2 separate regions of the Homo sapiens genome follow, and region 2 is linked to region 1. A link is an interaction called in ENCODE POLR2A ChIA-PET data of the cell type or tissue named here. Cell type or tissue: IMR-90. All regions are shown on one strand. Links, peaks and the distances in the headings refer to the core of each region. The heading gives the core; the rest is flanking DNA.

The links. ChIA-PET counts read pairs that join two places held together with the same protein. Peaks named below come from ENCODE experiments on the same cell type or tissue, not always from the same donor. Only the 100,000 strongest peaks of a DNase experiment are listed, where the experiment ranks them.
Region 2: POLR2A ChIA-PET joins it to region 1 with 8 read pairs; 3 of 35 experiments call an interaction of 5 or more read pairs at or near these places.

The regions. Positions count from the first base shown.
Region 1 is chr3:116,337,695-116,342,096 of GRCh38, forward strand. The region is part of intron 1 of LSAMP (limbic system associated membrane protein); the gene reads right to left. Among named protein-coding and RNA genes, the nearest start is that of LSAMP-AS1, 20 kb to the right of the region's middle. In IMR-90, for the core only: no CTCF peak of the experiment used is centred there; a DNase peak (open chromatin) is centred at 2,107.
Region 2 is chr3:116,425,095-116,429,496 of GRCh38, forward strand. The region is part of intron 1 of LSAMP (limbic system associated membrane protein); the gene reads right to left. Among named protein-coding and RNA genes, the nearest start is that of LSAMP, 18 kb to the right of the region's middle. In IMR-90, for the core only: no CTCF peak of the experiment used is centred there; no DNase peak of the experiment used is centred there.

The sequences.
Region 1 (4,402 bases), core at 75-4,074:
GACAGAGAAAAGGTAGGTGCATGTTAACAAAAACATTTAGGAACACTCTTTCCAGATCCAAGCAATAGCAGGGGCTAGGTCAGTCCTTCTTCAATTCAAGTATGCAATGGAGTCAGTGAGCAACTCATTACAAATTCTGATTCTAGGATCCCACTCCCAGAGTTGCTGATTCAGTAGATGTAAGGTGGGTTCCAGACATCTTCATTTTTCCCATAAAGGATTATGATATAGGTTGTCTAAGAATTACACTTTAAAGAAATAGATAGGTAGGTCCAGTCTGAAAACACCCAAGAGGATAGAAAGGAAGAGAAAATGTTACCTGTTTGCTTCTTTTCCTCCACAACCTTATTCCAGTCCTACAAATAATTAAATTTGGCTTTCACTGATTTTTGCTTGTTTTACCTACCTTTTCCAAAGACACTAAACCTTGTGTGAAAGATTTGTGGAAAGGATTCTCTTTCATCGTCACCTTTTATCCTCCTCTAGACATAGCTATGAAGAAGTGATTGGAATTTAGGATGACTGTGGTCTAGTGAGCTTAGGAAGCTGAGTTTGCCTTTCCTATCCTGTGGATAAATACTGTAGGGTTTATATGGTACCCTCTATATTGAACTGCAGGACAATTTCCTTAGTGACCTGCTCCTTATCAAGATAATTACCAAATGCCCTTTCAGCCTCAAATCTACAGAAATATCTTTATCCTCCCCAGCTGTTCCTTTATAGTCTCTTCTCTCCCATTCCACGTATGGATAGTAGTAGACATCTCCACATACGATCTTGATGTGGAGATGAATCTGTTTGTAAAATTCATAATCTGAAAACCAGATAGGCAGGTAAGCTAGAAGCATCTTTATTCTTTTATTTTCAATTCAGGTAGGTAGTGCTAAAATCCTTACTCATTTATTTTCAATTCAAGTAGTGATAAAATTTCCACTGAGGGGACTGGTTGCTGCTGCAGCTAAAAGATGGATGTGTAAGGGGAGAAGGAGTTAATAGATTTTATCAGGGTTCTTTCTGAGGTGTGGACTGTCATTCTCCTCTAATTCTAAACCTGAAAAGAATGCTGAAGGAAGCTGACAAGGCTCTTTGAAGATGTTTTGAAGATGTTTTCACTGGACTGGAGCTGCTGCAGTGGCACCCCAAGGTGGCACTTCTGTGAATACATCAACTCATAAATATTCAAATCGAATCACTGGGTGCTACCAGCCCAACCATTCACAGTAGAGTGATTATCAACCAACAGCTTTAAGCTGGTACACCTCCTGCTGTGATAGTTTCAGCGAAGACTTTGTTAGAGTGTTGTCATCCATTCCGGATGAGATGAAGAAGGAAGCTCTCAGGATTCTACTTGCAAATGTAAAGGTGATATTTATAAAGGTTCAGGTGCCTTTCCTAGGCAGAGGGAAAATATGAGAATGACAGGGTGCATTAAAAGCAGAGGCCAGGGAATTTACCAGGCAGGCTTTTGATAACAACCCTATCTGTAGAGAGTGGTGTAAGTAAAACTTGGTGCGTAGGTCAGGCCAGCTGCCTAAGAATCACCAGGAACTTGGTGAAACTACATATTCCTGTACTCCCCTTATATAGATTTTTTTTTTTTTTGAGAAAATTTGAAGTGGATTCCAGGACTGATAGATTTATCGTGCTTTCCAGAGATGACTTGTAGCCATGGTTAAGAGCCATAGTAAATAAACCAAAGCCATAAGAAAGAGGGTTCTTCAAAAATTTCAAACAATCAGCAGCACTGAATGACCGTCACAGCCACTAATGAAGTTTTTTTTTTTATTATTATGATACTGAATTGTAAAGGTTTTCAACATGTCTTAAAATTGACACTTTCCCATGGGGAAGTAGGGTCTGCATTCTCTCCCCTGGAACCTGGACTAAACTTAGGGAATGATTGACTGGTAGAGCACAGAGGAGGTGATACTCGGTGATTTCCAAGGCTAGATCATAAAAGGCAATAGAGTTTCTGCCTGATTTTCTCAAAATACTTTTCCTTCAGAGCTTTGAGCCACCAGATGAGAAGTCTGAGTTTTGTCATGCTTCACATGAAGACGTCACTGTAAGCATTTTGGCTGACTTCCCCAGCTGAGATCCCAGCCAAGAGCTAGCATTAACTGCCACATATCTAAGTGAAGATGCAGCCAGATATTACCAGTTACCAACCACTGAGCCATTCAAAGCCACAGAGTAACTCCCAGGCTTGAGTGATGAACTTCCAGATATCATGAAGCAGAAACAAGCTGTCTCCACTGTCTGCCCAAATTCCTGACCCAGAGTCTAGAGTATAACAACATGGTTACTTTACAGTTAAAAGCTGACGGGTAGAACATACAGCATGACTAGAAAGTTTGCAAGGCATTGGGAACAGAGCAAGGATTAGAGAATTTGCCAGTTCTAGCTCTGTCACTCAATTATCCCTATCATTCTGTTAAAACGTGTGTGACTTTGGGTAATTTAGTCTGCAGGCTCTCAGAAGACAAGTTTTCTAAAATGTAAAATAGAGGGAAAAGCATATCTTAAGATTGTAATAAAGATTAAAAGTGGCACTGTGGATGAATGTGCCTGACATGTTGCCTGTTACATATGAGAATAAATTCTCACAGTGAAAATTTAATATGTATTGCTGTTTTCTTTTTTTGTGTTGTTGCAGACACCATTCTAACTAAATAACAAAGATCTCTACATACCCCAGTGTAGATCAAAGTTATTACCCCTTATAATTGAGGAAAATCAATGGAATGCATCTAAATTGTGTCAAACAAATCTCAAGATGGAAAAAAGTACTATCTGTCCTTCCCAACATATTCCTTAAACAGATGAGATATTTTATTGAAATGCTTATTGCGGATCAGTGAACCCAACATTTGCCCATATGAGGAGTCATTTTTAAATATTAAAATAATCTCCAGACATGCATATAATAGTAGTATTTATGTTAGAAAAAAACTACATATTTTGTTACTAACCATGGCTTCTATCTACATATAAAAATATCAGTATAGATCTGTCACACAGCCTACAAACAATACTGTGTGTAAACTCAGATCCAAGGCTCTATTAGAAAAAGTGCCTTTACTGCTCAGTAAACCTCAGAACCTAGGAATTATTATAACACATAAATGTCTCTTTCTACTTCTCCGTGTCTAGACTCTCTGAAAGTGATACTACATAACCACATCCAGTTGGGCAATTCTTTGTAATTTTCTCTGGCTCTTTCAACATAGGAGAAGAAAACATTTCTGATGACCTCTATATGTATCATCCTCAGTCCCCCTATAAAAGAAGTTGATACAATTACTTATGTGGCATATGGAGATAAGAGAAGCTAAATGATCCTTTTATGGATCCAGATGGCTTCCATATAGCTAAGGTAATGACATTTAAACACTTTAAAAATGGATTTTTGTTTTAACAACTCCAAGTAATGCATAGATAAAATGGAGTCTCTATGAAAATATAGAAATATCAGCAAACTCTCAAAACCTTTATTAAGAATGTAATCCAAATTAACTTAGGTAATTTAAACTACAAAGAAGTAGAAAAAAACTAATATTATATATAAAAATAGTGTTAAAAAGTGTTTTTTGTTGTTGTTGGTGGTGGTGGTGTAGTGTTAGCTCAGGTTCTATTGAATCTCTTTTAAAATTACCTGGAAGAAGGATTATTTTCATTATTTTAATGATCTCCTAGATAAGGAAACAGTAGAAATAGCTTATTAATGAACTTTGCAGGTGATAAGTGAAGATGTATGGCAGGCACCTTTGAGGCTCCTCAGATGTCATATAAATTGACCAGAGAGGATAGTAATATGACTTGAAAAATCACAAAATGAGATTCAGCCTAGAAAAATGAAAACCAATACATCTTGAGCAAAGTAATTCAATGGACAGGAGAAACCTGGTGAGTGGTAATGCTGAAAAAAGACCTGGAGCTGATAATGGAGGACAAATTAGATATCAGTTTGCAATATGATATGGCTGCCAAAGGGGCTGATGCTATTTCGAATTGAATACAATGATCCATTATGTTGGGGCAGAGCAAAAATATAGAGAAATGACTCCCGCCTTCCTTGACTCTGGTTCGGCTAAGGTACCATCAGGCTCCTCGACACTTGAAATGTGTTGAGAAATTGGACTCAGTACGGAGAATAGCACTGAAATGATGAAAGAAATGGAATGATGTATTTATGGAAAAAGGTTAAAGGAGCTGAACATGTATTGGCTGGATAAGCAATGACTAACAGGGCTGGGGTAGCACTAAGTCAACATTTGAAAGGTGTAATTTCCCTCAGAGAAAAGGGCTATATAAATGTAAAATAACAGTAATAGTATTAAAATGCCATGGGAAAGCACCTAAGAGGGGATAGGGCAGACTTAGTGTGAGGTTAGTGATTTAG
Region 2 (4,402 bases), core at 161-4,160, 87 kb after region 1:
ATAAAACATTTGTTAAGTCATCAACTCAGGAAATGCAATTATCACCCAAAATTAGCAAGAAAGTAGTTTTAAAACAATTGCTCACCTGTAACGAACAGCATAGTGAGGTTATATGCTCACCTTTGATATTTTCATTGACCCTTCATGTTTCACCATCCCCTATTTACTTATGACAAGGGAAAAATAGATCCTCTATTGTCAACCTTTACCTTTGGCCATGTAACCATAGAATGAGTCATTGCAACAAATATACTTCATTCTGTACATACCATTAAAAGAAATTATTGAGCACCTGCTACCTGTTCAACCCTGGCCCAGGCAACACGTGGAACATGGAAGATAAGGGTTAGTGGAAATAGTACTGATGCAAATATGGCTCTGCTAACAACTAGTTGTTTGACCATAGAAAAGTCATTTTTTCTTGGAGTTTTACCTCTTCTTCTTTAAAATGCAGAGAATGTGATATACTTGGGTGAGTATGTCAATAAAAATATTGATTGAAATGTTACTCAGACCAAGTTACTCCTGTAATCTCTAACCGTCTATGACTTAGGGAGCTTAAAATCTGGTTGAAGATACAGAACTAAAATGCAGAAAACTATCAGCAAACATAAGCACAAAATTGATACTGCCTATAAGTCCATAAATAATAAATAAATTAATTAATTAGAGGGGAAAACAATAAAGATGAAAAAATTAATGTTTTTTGAGAGGAGGATGGGCTTAAAAAGAGTAAAATTTAGGTAAATAGATGGGAAAAAAACCATACATCCTAAAGCAAAAAAAAAAAATTAATACACACAAAAGGAAAGATGGACTTGATATATCAGGAAACATTCCTAACAAAAAGAGAGGGTGAGTATGAGAGAGAGATACTTTAAGACCTGATGGTGCCTTTAAATTGAGGCTGATGCAACAAAAACTGGAGGCCAATTTTAGTTTATTGAGCAAAAATAGAAAAGAAAAAGAAACAGATGAAAAGGTAAGTTTAAAAAAGAATATAAATAGTTGTGAAAATCTAAAAGGCTAGACTATAAACTCCATCTCATTCACTGCTCATCACCAGTACTCAACTGAGTGCCTACCAGAAAGTAAGAACTCAACACATGAGGCCGGGCGCCATGGCTAACGCCTGTAATTTCAGCACTTTGGGAGACCGAGCCGGGTGGATCACTTGAGGTCAGGAGCTCAAGACCAGTCTGGCCAATATGGTGAAACCCCATCTCTACTAAAAATACAAAAACTAATCTCAGCTACTTGGGACGATGAGACAGCAGAATCACTTGAACCCGGGAGGTGGAGGTTGCAGTGAGCTGAGATCACGCCACTGCACTCCAGCCTGGGCAATAAAGGCGAAACTCCGTCTCAAAAAAAAAAAAAAAAAAAAAGAACTCAACACATGAAAAGACCGAGGTTGGTAATACAGTCATGCACTGATAAGGATTTGGAATAGAATGATAGCAGTGGGAATAAAAAAGCACCATTACTTAGAAACAGCTCATTAAATTTACCAAGTGTAAAGAAAAATAAAGGCAAAATAATTAATAATAAAACCCAAACAGCATTGCAGCACAATAGGGAAACCAAATCTGAAATGTGAATACATCATCTGTGGCTGCCTGTATCTTCTCTCTTTGTCCTGAACCCTGGGGCCATCATCTTACCATATTTCCTAACTCTGTAACAACATGGTGCTGTCAACAGCATAGTGAGGTTATACGTAATGGTAAAGAATTATAAGCCGAAGTAGACTATAGTATGGGGGAGTGTAATTATTATTATTAATACTAATCTGCCTCAAGGTTAAAAAAAAAAAAAGTCTGCCAAGAAACTTGAAAACAAAAATCTCCTGGGGTTTTTCTGGTAGCATACAACCTGAGACTGATTTATTCTATTTATTGTGTCCTCACTTCCTTATGAAATGCCTGCATTTCTATTAATTCTCTATCTTCGTTCATTCATTCATTTATTCATTCAAGTGTCATTGCAACCCTTAAGACTCAGCTCTTTCTTTCTTTTTTTTTTTTTTTTTTTTTTGAGACGGAGTCTCGCTCTGTCGCCCAGGCCGGACTGCGGACTGCAGTGGCGCAATCTCGGCTCACTGCAAGCTCCGCTTCCCGGGTTCACGCCATTCTCCTGCCTCAGCCTCCCGAGTAGCTGGGACTACAGGCGCCCACCACCGCGCCCGGCTAATTTTTTGTATTTTTAGTAGAGACGGGGTTTCACCTTGTTAGCCAGGATGGTCTCGATCTCCTGACCTCATGATCCACCCGCCTCGGCCTCCCAAAGTGCTGGGATTACAGGCGTGAGCCACCGCGCCCGGCCCAAGACTCAGCTCTTTCATTAAACATGTCCATAGAAACACATCAGCTCACGGCATTTTTTGAATAGCCATCAGAGCTACAATTAGAAACAAACTGTTTTTATTGTTACTTAATGTTTTATTTGTACAGGTTCCTTGAGGGACTAGAACATGTATAGATCCAGATTTTTGTGGGGCTTGCAATTTTTACAGTGTGAAGTCTTTCTCTTAAAAAAATAAATACAAAACGATAAATTAAAAATAAGAGCTATTTAGAGGTAAACCCTCGGAATGGCCCGTGCAAGTAAGGAGCTCCAAAGCTAAGCTTCCCTGTAAATCCACTTCTGTTGAACATTTATTTAATCCTCATAGAATTTCCAGCAGAGGGCTAGGCATACTAACTACCCATGTTACACACTCTCTCTCTTGGCAATTTCATCAAACTCACAGTTTAAACTATACCCTAATAGGAAAACAGCTGATGTTCCCAGGTAACTCAGAGCATTCTCTTAATCAGGTCCTCAGAGTCACTTGTCAATGGGCTCTACCTGAATACCTGATAGTCTTTCAAACTCAATTTAGTCAATGAAATTAATCTTACTTTGAAAATCTACCATTTCATTCCATATGTCTTTTTGTATTTGTTCCCCATCTTTGCCATGTATTTCCATTTACGCTCTACTTTATTTACTTAGGACTCTCCGTCTCTCTACCCTCCTGCCAGCCTTCTTATGTGAATTTCCTACCTATATTTGAACTGAACATATCATTACCTGGTCTAGAATTGTCTGCAAATTTCTTTATTAAGAAGATCTTTTTTTGAGAGGCCGAGGCAGGCAGATCATGAGGTCAAGAGATCAAGACCATCCTGGCCAACATGGTGAAACCCCGTCTCTACTAAAAATAGAAAAATTAGCTGGGCTTGGTGGTGTGGGCCTGTAGTCCCAGCTACTCAGGAGGCTGAGGCAGGAGAATTGCTTGAACCTGGGAGGGGGCGGTTGCAGTAAGCTGAGATTGCACCACTACACTCCAGCCTGGTGACAGATCTTTTGTCATCAAACTAATTTTCTTAACTGTTTTTAAGGAAATGTCCACTTTTTAAAAAACCTACCATGTATTTAGAAAAAAATGCATTTTTCATTATACAAGAGACTACACAGACTCAAAAAAGAGTAATACATTTATGTTTGAGATATGTAATGTCTACATATAATGCTTAGTGTGTATATGGAAGTTTGGAACCTTTGTACTAATCCTGGAGCTCCCCAGGAACCTATGGCTTGGGAACTGACTGCCTAAAGCTTTTCTCTTGGGACTAAAATTGAGTGAAACTGTACTTTATTTTCAAGAAATGAACTCTGACATATTTAGGACTTCATTAGATAATTCTTAGGATCCCTTGCATTATCTTTTAAGAAGCCCCATTTTTATTTTAATATCCATAGATGTTTCCACTGGGAATTTGTGACATTCTTGGGAATATTTTCAGCTTTACAGACAGATAACTAACTTTGGGATGGGGGTATTAGTGTTTTACTGAAATCCTGATATCTGATCCTTCCCTAATCTGTTAGTTCCTAAACTCTGTCTACCTTTTCACTCTTTTTGTAAGTCCTCAATTTTCTTTGTTTGGGCTTTCTGAGCTATTTCAAAACTGTTACCCAAAATGCTATATTATATATTTAACAGTTGCCTGGCCCCACAGACAAAGCTGTGCATAAATGCTTCTTTCACTGTAAATACTGCTAAGGCAATGATGAGGTAATTAGCTAAGTACATGTCAGCTCTACAGGAAAGAGACTGGTTTCATACTCTGATAATTGCTGTTTAAAAGTTTTAACAGTTGCACTTTTAGGTAAATTAAAGTCACTTTACAAAAAGAGATAAAATAGTGAACCATGCATACAAATAGTAAGAAAGCAAAATACTGGTGTTGGAGAAAGAAATTGGGTTCAGCAAGAGGTGGAGATATATTCAGTAAAATAATTGACAGATGACTGCCATTTGTTGGTTGACCTCATATTTTGTGGAAGAAAAGTGGTTTTTTTTAATTATAAGAACAGAAAACCAGAAATGCAAATTATTTTGCTTCATTATTGC